Linked DNA regions of Homo sapiens: region 1 is linked to region 2. Evidence: read pairs that join two places in POLR2A ChIA-PET (ENCODE). Cell type or tissue: OCI-LY7. All regions are shown on one strand.

Region 1 (8,000 bases), 58 kb before region 2:
AACACATGGACGGCACCAAGGGGATGGCGTTAAACCATTCACAAGAAATCCAGCCCAGTGATCCAAGCACCTCCCATGCAAAGGATTACAGTTCGACATGAGATTTGGGCAGAGACAAATATCAGGGGACTTCTAAAAACTGACATCAGGGGACTTCTAAAAAGGTGCATGTCTTTTACCTGCCGTGGGTTGAGATTTGTACCTGCCATCCTCCTCTGTTCCTCCCTCAAGTCTCTGTCCAGCCGCAGCCTCAGCCTTTGAGGATTTCCCCTGCATCCCACTTCCTGCCTCCTGAGCATGCCCCGGAAATGTTCCCTGGGGAGTGTCGGCTCCTGGTGGGAAGGCCCTGGTGCCCACCTTCCTGGTGCCTCTCTGTCCTTCTGTCCCTCCCACAAGGGGACCTATGGCCCTGCAGCTGCAGGGGGACAGGAGAACAGGCCCAGGGTGCTGGCCAGGCTCAGAGGGGGAGGCCCTCAGGGAAAGGGGAGTCTCCTTCCCCAGATGGATCCAGGGGGCTGCTGGCTGCTGGTGGGGGCAGCTGAGAAGGGCCCAGAAATGTCTATGGAATTGCTTCCCCTCCTCCCACGTCCTGAAGAGGTTTCCGTGTCCCGATGGCAGTGCCGGCTGGTAAGATGGGGAAGGTGAGCCAGGCTGTGTACATGGGCTGCTGGAGGGGCATTTTGCTGCTGTGTATTATTGTTTTATTCCCGGCACTGCTGGGGGTGGTGGGAGTGAACCCAGGCAAATGACTGAGCCAGGCTCTTCTGGGAACCGGCAGGAGGCCCTGAGTGTGTCCATGTCTCCCTGTGGTGCTGGGACAGCTGGGATTCGGGCTGGGATTCTGTCCTCACACTCTCGGACAGTCTGCTCTGGGCTGCCTGGGGTAGTCTTAGGTCGGGTCCAGCCCCCTTGCCTTTGCTCCTGTGGTGGGCAGCTTCTAAAATGGCTTCCTGGTATCTGGATCCTTGTAATCCCCTCCACTTCAGTGTGGGCTGGTTCTAGTGACTGGCTATTAACGGAGAGAACAGCGCAAATGCCTCCAAGATTTGGTTATGAAAGTTCGTCTCTTCGCTTGCCACACACTCTCTCGCTCTCTCCTCCTTCCTCTCTGGTGAGGCCAGCTGCCATCTTGGGAGCGTCCTGTGGAGAGGCCCACGTGGCAAGGAGCTGAGGGCAGCCTCTGGCCAATAGCCAGCATTGAATTGAAGCCCTCAGTCCACCAACCTGTGAGGAACTAGATTCTGTCAACAACAACCATGTGAGTGAGGCTGGAAGTGGATCCTTCCCCATCAAACCTTGAGATGACAGCAGCCGGACACCTTGATTGCAGTCTGTGAGAGAGCCTGAGCCTGAGGACCCCAGCAAGCCACTCACAGATTCCTGACCCATGGAAACAGAGAGACAATACGTGTTGTTTCAGCCGCTAAGATATGGGCTAACTTGTTATGCGCTGTAGATAACAAATGCACTCCTTCCTCCCTGACCTCTTGCCTCGGAAATACTGAGTCCCTTTGTCTTTGGCCTTCATTCATTCATCTGGCTCGCCCTGCCTCCCTGAGCCCCCTTCTCTCTCCTTTGTTGTCATCTCTTCCAGCCCCAGGTTGTAGCCTACCCCCGAACCTCTGGTCTCCACACTCCCCGGAGAGCCCATCCCTTCATGGCTGCAGTGTGAGTAGTGTCACACCGATGGCGCTGTTCCTCGAGTTATTCTCCACTCCATCCGCTCCTCTAAATTCAGTTACACTTCTCCTCTGGCCCCTGAATATACGTTTGATCTGGATGCTCCTAGAACAATGCAAATCAGTTGCTACGTCCCTCCTCATCTGTTTTCAGTCAGCAATAGATGTTCCCTTTGTGGTTTTTTGTTTGTTTGGAGATAAAGTCTTGCTCTGTCACCCAGGCTGGAGTGCAGTGGCGCAATCTTGGCTCACTGCAACCTCCGCCTCCCAGGTTCAAGTGATTCTCCTGTCTCAGCCTCCCGAGTAGCTGGGACTACAGGCACCCGCCACCATGCCCGGCTAATTTTTTTTTTTTTTTTTTTGTATTTTTAGTAGAGACGGGGTTTCACCATGTTGGCCAGGCTGGTGTCGAACTCCTGACTTCAGGTGATCCACCCACCTTGGCCTCCCAAAGTACTGGGATTACAGGCATGAGCCACTGCACCCGACCAGGTGTTCCCTTTGAAAGGTGGTTTATAGCTTCCCCAAACCCATTGCCAGAGCTGGGTGCAAATCTCCTGGCCTCCCTCCAATTCAGAGTCAGCTTCTTACACACGACTTTCAAGGCATCAGATTATCAATGACGTCAAGTCTCCATCTATCCCATTGAAGCTGCCTGGTCTGTTTCTCACCTGTCATCCCGTGTGACTCTGGCAAATGGACTGGAGCTGAAATGCCAGCTGTGCCGTATTATGCCTGTGCAGTTGCTTCACTCTCTGGCCTCAGTTTTCTAAGCTGTAGTTGGAAACTAGAAATCCTGCGGATGTCCTTCAACAGGTGAGTGTTTACATGCTGGCATAACCATACCATGAACTGTTACCCAGCAATACAGAGGGGTGAACTAGAGACACATGCAACAATCTAGATGAATCTCCAGAGGGTTATGCTTGGTGAAAAGAGCCAGTTCCAAAAGGCTATATGCTGAATGAGTTCGTTTCTTTCTTTCTTTTTTTTTTTTTTTTTTTTTTTTTTGAGATGGAGTCTCGCTCTGTTTCCTAGGCTAGAGTGCAATGGCACGATCTTGGCTCACTGCAACCTCTGCCTCCCAGGTTCAAGCGATTCTCCTGCCTCAGCCTCCTGAGTAGCTGGGTTTACAGGCGCCTGACGCCACACCTAGCTAATGTTTTTAGTTTTTAGTAGAGATGGGGCTTCACCATGTTGGCCAGGCTGGTCTCAAACTCCTCACCTCAAATGATCCACCCACCTCAGTCTCCTAAAGTACAGGGATTCCAGGCATGAGGCACTGTGCCCGGCCTTGAATGAGTTCTTTATTTTTTTTTTTTTTTTTTTGAGACAGAGTCTCACTCTGTTGCCCAGGCTGGAGTGCAGTGGCTTGATCTCGGCTCACTGCAAGCTCTGCCTACCGGGTTCACGCCATTCTCCTGCCTCAGCCTCCCAAGTAGCTGGGACTACAGGCACCCGCCACCACACCTGGCTAATTTTTTTTTTTGTATTTTTAGTAGAGACGGGGTTTCACCGTGTTAGCCAGGATGGTCTTGATCTCCTGACCTCATGATCCACCCACCTCAGCCTCCCAGAGTGCTGGGATTACAGGCATGAGCCACTGTGCCTGGCCGAATGAGTTCATTTCTATAACACTATTGAAATGATAAAATTATAGAAAAAGAGAATAGATTAGTCATTGTTCAGGGTTAAGGGGTGGCCAGCTGGAGGGTGGCATGAGGAATCCAGTGGTAATGGAAACGTTCACGTCACTGTCAGTATCTTGGTTGTGACAGCCCACTTCACTGTGAGATGGTATCATCAGGGGAAACTGAGTAAGGGTACATGGGATCTCTCTTTAGTGTTTCTCACAACTGCATGAAAATCTAAAATTATCTCCAGAAAATGTTTAACTTTAAAAATGACACCCCCTTTATTGAGTTATATGGAACTCAACTTATAAATTAGGGGGTACATTACCTAATAAAAGAATATGAATGAAAAAAAAAAACCACCACTGCTTTATACTCACTAAAACGTTTGTATCCGAAAGTACATGACCACAGGTTTCTAATCTTTCATCTTGAAACTAATGCACCCCACGGAAAGCTGGGTGGATGGTGAGATGTCTCGCTATGCTCCCTGAGACCATGCTCGGTGCAGATGAAGTGAGATTGGGTTCCATAGATGGCAGCTCCTTCCCTCTTCCCTCTGGAGAAGCAGCAGAAATGGGGGAGAACTTAGAGAGATGAAGGGAGAGTACAGAGTTAGGGGTGTATATGTATAAAGAGGTCATAAAATGTATAAAGAGGTCATAAAAATCAAGAAGAGAAAGACCACAGCCTGATAGATTAACAGTCAACATGCTAATGGTCCTTAGACACATGGAAAGATGCTCAATCCCCTCATAATCAGAGAAATGCGAAAGAAAACATACAGCGAGAACCCAATGCTCACCTATTACATGGGCAAAAATCCAAGAGTTTGACAACGAACTCAATGAACAAGGCTCTCTCACATATATTTCTGGTGGGAAGGCAAAATGCTATCTTCCTGGGGGTAATTTTTAATTTTGAAACAATCTCAAACTTACAGAAAATTTGCCAATATGGTACAAAGTACTTATTTTGAGGGGGAACCATTTGTGAATAAATTGCCAACAGGATACCCTGTTGCCCCCTCCCCGACAACTTTAGTATATATTTCTTTTTTTTTTCTTTTTTTGTTTGTTTTTTTGAGACGGAGTCTCACTCTGTCGCCAGGCTGGAGTGCAGTGGTGCGATCTTGGATCACTGCAACCTCTGCCTCCCGGGATCAAGCGATTCCCCTGCCTCAGCCTCCTGAGTAGCTGAGACTACAGGTGCCTGCCACCATGCCTGAATAATTTTTTGTATTTTAATAGAGAGGGGTTTCACCATGTTGACCAGGATGGTCTCGATCTCCTGACCTTGTGATCCACCTGCCTTGGCCCCCCAAAGTGCTGGGATTACAGGCGTGAGCCACTGTGCCCAGATTTTAGTATATATTTCTAACAGATAAGGATGTTGTTTTTCTTTTTGTTGTTGTTGTTTTTGATTTTGTTTTTGAGACAGGGTCTCACTCTGTTGCCCAGACTGGAGTGTAGTGGTGTGATCTTGGCTCACTGCAACATCCGCCTACCAGGTTCAAGTGATTCTCCTGCCTCAGCCTCCAGAGTACCTGGGATTACAGAAATGCGCCACCATGCACAGCTAATTTTTATATTTTTAGTAGAGATGGGGTTTCACCATGGTGGCCAGGCTGGTCTCGAACTCCTGACCTCAGGTGATCCACCCGTCTCGGCCTCCCAAAGTGCTGGGATTACAGGCATGAGCCACCGCGCCCAGCCTCAGGATGTTGGTTTTCATAACCACAGGATAGAGACATCAAAATCAGGAAAGCAACATTGATACATTACTACTATCTAATCCTCAGACCCCATTCAGTTTTCTCCGGTTGTTCCAATAATGTCCTTTATAGCAAATAAAATCCAGTTCAGAATTGCACATTTAGTTTTCCTATGTCTTTAGTTTCCATCAATACGTAACGGTTTCTCAACCTTTCTTTGACTTTCATGATCTTGACACTTTCAAAAAATGCAAGCCAGTTAATTTGTAAAACAGCTCTCATTTTGGGTTCGTCTGGTGTCTCCTCAAGGTCAGATTCAGGCATGCACCTTTGGCAGGAACATCACAGAAATGATGCCGTGTCCTTCTGACTGCATCTTGGTAGGTGGTGCACCATTTGGATTTGCCCAATTACTGACAACATTAACTTTTCTTTCAATCACTTGATTAAAGTGATGTGTTCCAGCCTTTTCCATTGTAAAGTTACTCTTTGTCGCTTTGTAATTAATAAGTATTTTGTGGGGAAGTACTTTGAGACCATGTAAACATCCCATTCCTCACTAAACTTGCTGTTTATTATCTAGTTATTTCTGTCAGTGTGGACTATGGGTTATAATCTATTAATATCTGTCTTAGTCCATTTGCATTGCTAGAAAGGAATACCTGAGACTGAGTAATTTATAAAGAAAAGAAGCTGATTTTGCTCACGGTTCTGCAGGCTGTACAAGAAGCATGTGGCTAGGCACGGTGGCTCATGCCTGTAATCCCAGCACTTTGGGAGGCCGAGGTGGGTGGATCACCGGAGGTCAGGAGTTCAAGACCAGCCTGGCCAACATGGTGAAACCCCGTCTCCACTAAAAATACAAAAATTAGCCAGGCATAATGACACATGCCTATAATCCCAGCTACTCAGGAGGCTGAGGTGGGAGAATCGCTTGAACCCAGGAGGTTGAGGTTGCAGTGAGCTGAGATCGCACCACTGCACTCCAGCCTGGGCAACACAGAGAGACTCCATTAAAAAAAAGAAGAAGAAGGAAGAAGAAGAAGAAGGAAGAAGAAAGAAGAAGAAGAATGGCACTGGCATCTGTTTCTGGTGAGGCCCTCAGGAAACTTCCACTCGTGGCGGAAGGGGAAGAAAAGCAGGCATGTCACATGATGAGACAGGAAGGAAGACAGAGACGAGGAAGTGCCAGGCTCTCTTTAATAATCAGCTCTCAAGCGAAGTAACAGAGTAGGAACTCACTCATTACCTTGAGGGGGGCATCAAGCTGTTCATGAGGGATCTGTCCCCATGACCCAAGCACCTCCCACTAGGCCCTGCCTCCAACACTGGGGATCAGATCTCAACATGAGATTGGGAGGGGAAAAATAGCCAAACTATCTGAATATCATTATTTATTTTGGTGCTCAAATTGTCCCATATTCCACCAGTGGCAGCCCCTTTTGGGACAAGGGACAAGTCTGCTTGTCCCTTGCTCGACCCAATTCTGGAATCTGCTATTTCTCCAGGCAGGTCCAGTGCCTTCCAGTAAAGACTGGTATTTAGAAACCAAGTTCTGGACACTAGTTTTATTTATGGCTATTGAGGTTTTATTGTGTCTAGGTGCTCTCAGGTGACAGAACAAGTGAATGTATATATTTCTGAGGTGTCTCCTGGGGGAAGGGGTTAAGTTAGCATCTAGAAGTTGGGGGACATTAGTAGAAGTTGCTGTGAGAAATCCGATAAGAGAGTAAACATAGTTGAATAAAATACGGTGAACGGGCACATATAAAACCATACAGAGTGAACTCGTATCTAGGATTTTCTCAGTGAATGAGGATAACGGCATTTTATGGGTTTACAAAGCACTTTAGTATCCACTTGATTTGATGTTCGCAATGTCTACGGGGCGCATGCGCAATGATCTACTCAGCAGCTTTGGGTCTTTGGGGGGCTGGCTGCTTGTCCACAGCATTCCCAGGAAGTGAGCTGGCTGGCAGCTGCCTGAGGTTGTAAGGAAGTGACATTGCATTCCCCAAACCTAGGGATTGCCCAACCTCTGAAGGAATCCCCAGGAAAACATGATCAGGCCAAGAGGAAGCTTGTCCTCCTCAAAAACGACTTCTTCCCCTCAGCCCTCAGGAGCAGCCACGGACCACAATGAACCAGGGAAATTCTCCCAGGGAGTCAGGCCAGGACCTGGCTCCACTGCCAAGATGTGAGCCCTGGCTGGGTGTCATGTAGGCCACGGACGGGTAGCCCCTGCATATCTTTCCCTTCTAGCTTCTTCTAAAGCCAGTCTTCATTGTGGATCATCTATTTTCTCTCCACCACTGTATGTATGGTGCTTTGGGGTGGTTGAGTTTACAATTTAACCACAGGGTACAGGATAAGAAGAAGCCACACTGAGACCCCATGGAGAGGCATGCACATTACTCAGAGATCTTGGTCTTAGAGCTGGCCACGACTTGGATTATCTTTTTCGCAAAAAGAGAGTAAATGCATTTTTAGTTGTGGATGGGGTGGGTTCTTTACATGAGCAGGAGCATTTTTAACAATATATTTTCTATTGAGATGAAATTCATATAATATTAAATTAACCACTTTAAATTGTACAATTCCACGGCATTTAGTGCATTCACAGTGCTGTGCAGTCAGTCACCAGCTCTGTCAAGTGCAGGAGCACTTTTGAAAGTTCACCCATGGGCAGGGTGCCGGGGCTCACGCCTGTAATCCCAGCACTTTGGGAAGCCGAGGCGGGCAGATCACAAGGTCAAAAGATCGAGAACAGCCTGGCCAACATGGTGAAACCCCGTCTCTACTAAAAATACAAAAATTAGCTGGTTGTGGCTGCGGGCGCCTGTAATCCCAGCTACTCAGGAGGCTGAGGCAGGAGAATCGCCTGAACTTGGGAGGCGGAGGTTGCAGTGAGCCGAGATCATGCCACTGCACTCTGGCCTGGCGACAGAGTGAGACTCCGTCTCAAAAAAAAAA
Region 2 (8,000 bases):
TCAAAGAAATGTTCTCAGCAGGCATGGAGCCCAGGACTTGCTCCCTTTGGGTAGAGAGCCGGGTTGAAGGTGACTGAAGTGAAATGGGACAGTAGAGGCGGGGGGGGTGGTGAGTTCCTGGAGGTGGGGGGTGTGGGAACCTGCTGTGTACTGAGATGCACCCCTGCCAGTTCTGCCTGAAGATTTGAGGCGGGGGGCAGGGGGGCGGAGTGAAGTCATTTTACTGGTAAGTAATTTTAAACCTTTTAATATTAAAGCAAACGTGGATATGTAATGAATGAAATTCATTCTGGAATGAAAAATTCACGTGATGTTGAAAAATAACACGGGGCTTCAGAGAGGACTTTCTGGCTGGCAGCAGACTCCAGATTCCCAGGGCCCCTGCACCCTCCTCTGCCCACAGGGCACCTTAATGGAGAAGGTGTGGGAGGAGAGCCAGGCCGGAGTCAGAGCACACTGGTGACTCCACATTTGCAGCGTGCCCTGCCTCTCTCCTGAGGCTTGGCAACGTGCAATATGCTAAGCAAACTCCCCCTGTCCCCGTCCAGTTTCTGAGGACAAGAGCCACCACCTGTAGCAAATAAAGACCCAGCAACCCTTTGACTCATCTTTGTGAGTCTCTGGAATCAGAGGGTAGCCACATCGCTGAGAGGTGGAGTGAAGCACTCGGGTGAAAAGGTACAAGGAAGTCAGGGACAGGAGTGTGGGGACATCACCTAGACAATGACAGAGAAGAGGGGCACAGCCGAGTGAGGGGAGAGGGGCCGGCAGTCCTACATCCCCTGGCCTGAAGCACGCTCCAGGGCAGAAGGAAAAACACTGTCTTTGGGGTCCAAGAGACCTGAGTTCAAATTCTGGCTCCACCACTGACCACCTGTGTAACCTTGAACTGCTGCTGCCTGAACCTCAGGTTCCCCTTCTAAAAATAGAGGAGAAAAGGATGCATTTCTCCTTGCCCCTGTGAGAACGAAATGGTGCAAGCACCAAGGAGCCTCAGCAAAGGTCGGGCCTGCCCCCGCCTGGCCAAACCTTTCCTCTTCAGGAGGCCACGGCAACCGTAGTTTGACAGAAGAGCAGCACCTTGATTTAATGCTTCCCAGCATGTGTCCTTGAGCAAGTCACCTAACCTCTCTGGGCTGCTTCCTCATTGGGAAAATATGGCTGCCAGTAAAACCTGCCCTGTCCACCTCCTGGGGCACTTGGCAAACAGCAAAAGAGTCCAAATGTGCAGGCTGGGCCAGGCGCAGTGGCTCATGCCTGTAATCCCAGCAATTTAGGAAGCCAAGGTGGGCGGATCACCTGAGGTCAGGAGTTTGAGACCAGCCTGGCCAACATGGTGAAACCTTGTCTCTACAAAAATACAAAAATTAGCCGGGCATGATGGCGGGTGCCTGTAATCCCAGTTACTCGGGAGGCTGAGGCAAGAGAATCGCTTGAACCCGGAAGGGGAAGGTTGCAGTGAGCCAAGATTGTGCCACTGCACTCCAGCCTGGGCAACAGAGCGAGACTCTGTCTCAAAAAAAAAAAAAAAAAAAAACAATGCAGAGCTGGCTGTGTAAAAAACCTGTTCCACTGCAGGGCCCAGTGTCCACCAGGCTGGGGTGCAGGCCTATGGGGTGGGGGCCCAGCATCAGCCTCTCAGCAGCCCTGGGAGGCGGGGCGCATCCCGTGCCCCTCGTGGTCTGGATGTGTTCTAGCCCAAGTCCTAGGTTACACCTGCCGTCGCCTGGCCTCTCAGGAGAGGCCCAGGGTGAGGAGGAGCATGGTAAAGGTGAAGCTGATTGGGAAGTCAGCTGTTGGGAAAGCAACTCCTTGCACATTGGAGGAACCGAGAAAGACTGACCCCGAGGACAGCAGCCAGCATGGCCCTTCCTGGGAGCCCATGTTGGGGGATTCCTGCTGCAGCCAAGGCTCAGCCCTTGTGGTCGCAGGTGCTGGTCCTGGCCTCTTCCCCTCCCATGCAGGAGCACAGGAGAGATGGCTTCTGAGGACCTGTTGCAGCTGTGGCCCTGGGAATAGATTTGCCAGGGAGCTTTAAAGCAGCTGAGTGTGTCATCCAGCTAAGCCTGGGGAAGGAGCTTGGCTCAGGTCCTGACAGGTGTGACAGGGATGGGGACTGGGAAGTAAGAGATGAAACCCTGGCTGGAGGCTGTGAGCTTCCACAGCCAGCGCTGGACAGGGAGGGTCCAGATATACCCACTAGTGCCCTCACCAGGTCCCACCCCCAAGCCCAAGAAATCCTGGGCTCTCTCCTCCTTTTGCCCCCAAGGACTGTCTGTCTTGGCCTTCAACAGGCATCTGTCCCTGGGTGCCTTCTGCCCCCTGGCATTGCCCTCACCCAAACCAGACTCCACCTGCCCCTTGCATGCCCAGGCCAGTGTGCTCCCTTCACGACAAACACTTTCCACTTCCTGAGCACTGACCATGTGCGGGAAGCCACCAGAGGAAGATGCCTTCTATTTCAGTCAAGTGTGCTGGAGAGAGGAGGCCACACATAATCACAGTAAATGTAGCACCGGCACGTCCTTCTTCAGGAACCCCCCGGGACTCCATTTTTTAGGGGACAAGATCTGAATTCCAGCCCCTCACCATCTGACCACTCCTTTCCCTGCTATGCCTGATGCCACCCCTTTGGCCACAGAAACCTCACCTTCTCACTGCTCCCCAAACACACTAGCCAGCCATTCCTCCTGCCCGCCCCTTACACAGTTCCACAGCCTGCCTTCTCTCCGCCTGCCCCAGCACCACAGCCCGGTAGAACCTAGCCTGAAAATGAAGCCCAGTTCAGCCACTGTGACCCACACTGGCCTTTCCCTTCTCCAACTGTCTCCAAAGTTAATAAAAATGAACTGATAAAGACAAGTTCCAAGCCCACCGATCACACACATGGGACTGCAGTGGTCTGCAGACCTCACTTTGAGAAGCATTTGTTGTCACCTGTCGGTACAGAACTGAGTATAACTATTCAGAAGCTTTTATGTGTGTGTGACAATGTTGCCACATCCACGTGCTGTGATTTTATATTTTACAACCGTATCATTTCTTGGTGCACTGAGAATTTAAAAATCTGGAACCAAAGCTTGAGCTTTCATCCCTGACAGTTTGAAAATGCACCGCCATTGCATAGTCGCTGAGCTGTGCCACACTGAGTTTGCCTGCCTCACTGAGGACAGAGACCAGCAGTAAAGGCTCATGGTTATGCAGCATGTTACTGCCTACAAAGGCGTTTTACAGGGGTTACCTTATTTGATGCTGACAAACCTGCGTGAGGTAGTTGGGGACCGCTTTCATTATCCCCACATTCAGAAGAAGAGACTGAGGTTCAGAGAAGATGATCAGGACTTGGACTTCACACCTCCCAACTGCAAAGCCTATGGTGCTCTTTCCTCCTTATCACTGCATCCGTGCAGTTTGGCTACTGGGTACCTACCCAGGGGTTCTCTGTCAGTTAATATGTGAATTCAGGGCTGCTGGAAAAAGTGTGTGGAACTGGTCCAAAAAGCATACAAAGAAAATGGAACTGAAGAGAGTTATTGACACAAATACCAGGGAGCCTGTGTGTAAGTGCCGAAGGCTGCAGGGGGCTGAGGGCAAAGAGGTGCGCCTGCTTAAAATCGGCAACGGCCTAGTTGTCTGCAGCACTGGCCAGAGAGCCAGGATGCTGCAGTCAGAGCCGGCAACAGGAAACAGGAAGTCAGCTGCAGGGCAGGGCGGGGCTTAGGAAGGGAGCTGGCACCTGGGCCAGGGCCTGCGGGCTGGCCAGTGCCCATGATAGGGAGGCGGGGGCTGGTGCGTGGAGCTGAGCCCGTGTGTGGGTGTGAGGTGGGGAGGAAGGGGCAGCCTCTAAGGATGTTGCAGGGTGACAAGTGTGGGTGTCTGAGGCTGGTTCCTGCCTGGTTGCCAGCCCAGACAGTCCTGCAGAGGCCTTTGTCCTTCATGGGTGGTTCCGGTTGGAGCCCTGAAGGGAGAGTTTCTGCCTTTGCCCACAAGGCCCTGGGGGGTGAGTGGCCCTGTGGGGCTCCATCCCCTATTTACTAGCGATGCGTATTTATTCATTGACGATTTATACCCACCAACTTCCTCCAGGGTTATTTTTGCTCAGAGGGAGCACTCTGAGGTCACCTCCTGCTAAGAATAACCCAGAATGGGAGGGAGGAGGAGGAGGGGGCTGGGCGCTGGTGCTGAGCTCAGCTGAGCCCAAGCTGGTGTTAGGGCTGACCCTCCAACACCGCAGGAGTGAGCCAGTCCAAGAGGGCAAACTGCCCCACTTCAGAGCAGATGACTTGGGGTAACCTAAATGGGGAAGTCAGGGAACCATTCTGCTGCAGGCAAAAGTCAGCTAGGTACAGCTTATGGCAGCTCTTGGAGGTTTGCAGCACTGGCTAGCTTTCCAGCCTGATAGGACCTTTGATTCTTCTCCAAGTTAAGACAGAGCTCAGCAGCCCTGCTTGTTTTCAGATCAGAGCCGCTCCTGGGCTAACCCTCCGGACCTCGGCTGGGTGATATGGTGCCCCTACCTTTTATGCATATAACTTCCTGACATCGTGTCTCCCACTCCTGGGCTGCAGCCCTTGGCCCACCCCTAGAGGTGGCTTTTCTTCCTGCGAGCCTGCATCAGTACACGCTGCTGCCCACTCTGTCTCCTCATGTTTTGGAAGGCATGAGGAAGACAGGCCGACACACTGCTTGTGAGGTAGAGCCTATGGTTATGAACCTTGCAGCTCCACCCACCCACTCCCCGACCTGAGCGGTGAAATCAACGCCCGCTACTGGAGTGCTGCATGGAAGGGCCTAGCCCATGGTGGGGACTTAAGTGCAGTGGGACTCCTAAGGATGCCGGGGAAGCCAGGGAAGATGGAGGAGGTGGGGCTTGACCTGGGCCTTAGAAGGGAGGTGACATTTGGAGAAGTCAAGGGGAAAGTGAGAGGCACCCCCGACCCCAGCTGAGCTGGGTGTGGAGGAAGGAAGGCATGCAGGGCAGGGTGAGTGTGGGGAGGCCCAAAGGCAGGGGCCATGAGCACACAGGCACAGGCCTGGCTGAGGGGACTAGGGATTCATTGAAAAATGTATACGGGGCTGGGTGCAATGGCTCACACCTGTAATCCCACCACTTTGAGAGGCTGAGGCAGGTGGATCACTTGAGGCCAGGAATTCGAGACCAGCCTGGCCAACATGGCAAAACCCCATCTCTACTAAAAATAGAAAAAAGCCGAATGTGGTGGCACATACCTGTGGTCCCAGCTGCCCAGGAGGCTGAGGCACGAGAATCGCTTGAACCTGGGCAGGCAGAGGTTGCAGTGAGCCGAGATTGTGCCACTGCACTCCAGCCTGGGCTACAGAGGGAGACTCTGTCTCAAAAAAATAAATTTTTATATATATATATAATAAATAGTAGCTGGGTATGGTGGTACACCTGTGGTCGCAGCTACTTGGGAGGCTAAGGCAGGAGGATCTCTTGACCCCGGGAGGTTGAGGCTGCAGTGAGCCATAATTGTGTCACTGCACTCCAGCTGGGTGACAGAGCAAAACCCTGTCTCAAAGAAAGAAGAAAAATCTTCTCAATCTTGATTGGAAAGGTAGTTTGCAGGCAGCCTGAGGGGCTTTTACTCTTTATCCTCTCTGAAAAATGTGTTATCTGGAAGGTTGTGAGGAGGCGGATATGACGTGATGGGAGTCGTGTTTGAGAAATTGGCTCTGGCACCCATGAGCATGGCGTTCATCCCTGAGCATGAGCACATGCTGGGAGAGGGGAGGGGGCAGGGGCGCCAGCAAAGTCCCAGGGCCTGTGGGGGGTGGCAGTGGCGGGGCAGAATTGGCCAAGCCTATGCTGCTGGCCCTGGGAACGCTGGAGAGGAAGGGGTGAAAGGAAGCCCTAGCAATGGCACAACAGGGACAGCATCAGCGTTGTTGTCAGAGACAAGGCTTCTGGAAGGGAGCAGATGGGGAAGGGGCCCCTGTCAAGGCCACCTTACATAGCTGGTCTTACTTGGGGAGCATTTAAGTAGAATCTCAGAATCTCCTTTTTTTTTTTTTCCAAAAATAATCCCTCTGTTTATTTTCATCTCTCCACATCCCAGGGCCACCTTCAGCGAGTCATTCATTCCCACAGGTCCTGGCCTTGGTGGCCTTCCTGGGGCCCCATGAGCTTTTCTAGGGCCCGGGCTCCACCTGCATTGTTCCTCCTGTTGCAGGTACGCGCCGGCACACCCATTGGAGGAGAGCTGTTGACATGGGCTTTCTTTCATCATCCCCACCTAGAGAATTTTGTACATTTTGGTTCTCCTACCTCAAGAAAGACATAAGCGAGTTGGAAAAGCTCCAGAGAAGGGCACTAAATTGATCAAGGGGAAGGCAAGGCTGCCAAGAGAGGACAGGCTAAAGAGATTAGGACTCCCCAGTCTGCAGAGACAAAGGCAGAGGATGTGATTAAGGCTATGAAATCATGTCGGGTGCGGCGGGCTGAGCACAGCACAGCTGGGGGGCAGAGGGAGGACACCCATTAGAAATTTCAGAAAGATAAATGAAGCACAGAAAAGATAGCACCATTTTCCATGGTGGGTTCCCTTCTTACCAAACCTGTCACCCTAGGATTGGCAGAAATTGAAAACAGAAGCAACTTCAAAAGAGATTTACTTAACGTATGGGATCTCTCATACGTAATGGCTTTTTTTGTTTTTGTTTTTGTTTTTGTTTTTGAGACAGATTCTCACTCTGTTGCCCAGGCCGGAGTGCAGTGGTGCGATCTCGGCTCACTGCAACCTTTGCCTCCCGGGTTCAAACAATTCTCCTGTCTCAGTTTTCTGAGTAGCTGGGATTACAGGCGTGCACCACCATGCCTGGCTAATTTTTTTTTTTAAGGGTCGAAGGGATTTATTGAAAATGAAAGTACACTACACAATGTGAGAGCAGGCCTGAGCATAGGGGGCTCAAAGGCCATTTTTTTTGTATTTTTAGTAGAGATGGGGTTTCACCATGTTGGCCAGGCTGGTCTCGAACTCCCAACCTCAGATGATCCGCCCGCCTCGGCCTCCCAAAGTGCTGGGATTACAGGCGTGAGCCACTGAACCCAGCCAGCATAATGGCTTTTTAAAGGGAGCCTCCAGCTCACTCTGAAATCCTTTGAGGTTGACTTCAAAGAGCACAACCAGGCCCTTTTCCAGGTGGACCAGTGTCCCCGCTGGAAACAGAACCCTGAGTGGGCCGGCCACTCACCACGCATGGTCATTCTGGCATCCATTTGCCATGGCTTGTGACGGCCTAGCCAGGCCATGGACTGAGTGACCTCTAAGGCTTTGCAGAGCCCAGAGTTCTCTCCTCAGACACACGGGTGGAGAGATCTCTGGGGAGAAGGGAGACAGGCAGCTCCCAGCAGATGTGGTAAGGGGAATGGTAGGACCTGGAGGGGGTGCCCAGGCTGGGACCAGAGTTTCCAGAGTCGGCCCTCTGTGGCCTCTGGTCCCGCCATCCCTGACCCCACTGGCTGCGCTTTTAGCCACCCCACAGGGAAAAGGGAAATTGGAGGAGTCAGGGTCCTAGCTCCATAGCGTTGGAGCTTGCTCCATCCACCCCAGGAAGGCCGAGCAAGGGGGCATCTGGGGACCCCCTGGCCCCTCCTGGAGTGGGCATGGAGCAGGCATCTCTGGCTCTCCCTACCACAGGCCACTTCCAGCTGCTATCAGATCTCTGGTGAGGGCCGCCAGGGGAAAGGGGGCTGCCGGAAGGGCGGGGGCGGGCAGTCATGGCCCCGTGCCAATGCTTCGGGGGCAGAGCTGCCCTGCTTACGTGGACATGCAGCTGTTTCCTGAAACTAGAGTCAACCTGGAAAAATTCAGGCTGGTTGAGGGGTGATGGGCCTGCAGAGCTGAGGAACTGGAAGGAGCGAGGAGTTGCGGTGGGAGTGGAGGGGCTCACTGGCGTGTTTGTGTTGGCATCACGCAGCTTCCTTGCACCCCTCTGTCCTGTGGCTGGCAGTGGGTGTCTGCAGGCGTGGGGGTGCCTCC

Evidence for each region. ChIA-PET counts read pairs that join two places held together with the same protein. Peaks named below come from ENCODE experiments on the same cell type or tissue, not always from the same donor. Only the 100,000 strongest peaks of a DNase experiment are listed, where the experiment ranks them.
Region 1: POLR2A ChIA-PET joins it to region 2 with 6 read pairs; 11 of 35 experiments call an interaction of 5 or more read pairs at or near these places.

The regions. Positions count from the first base shown.
Region 1 is chr2:25,348,618-25,356,617 of GRCh38, reverse strand. No RefSeq gene overlaps it. Among named protein-coding and RNA genes, the nearest start is that of DNMT3A, 11 kb to the right of the region's middle. RefSeq lists an enhancer at 52-552. In OCI-LY7, a CTCF peak has its summit at 7,892; no DNase peak of the experiment used is centred here.
Region 2 is chr2:25,291,045-25,299,044 of GRCh38, reverse strand. All of the region lies in intron 3 of DNMT3A (DNA methyltransferase 3 alpha), which reads left to right. Among named protein-coding and RNA genes, the nearest start is that of MIR1301, 34 kb to the left of the region's middle. RefSeq lists enhancers at 1,782-2,283, 3,270-3,791, 4,248-4,367 and a silencer at 3,671-3,965. In OCI-LY7, CTCF peaks have their summits at 1,023 (motif pointing left) and 4,548; DNase peaks (open chromatin) are centred at 3,694 and 4,194; H3K4me3 peaks cover 1,599 bases; H3K27ac peaks cover 2,069 bases.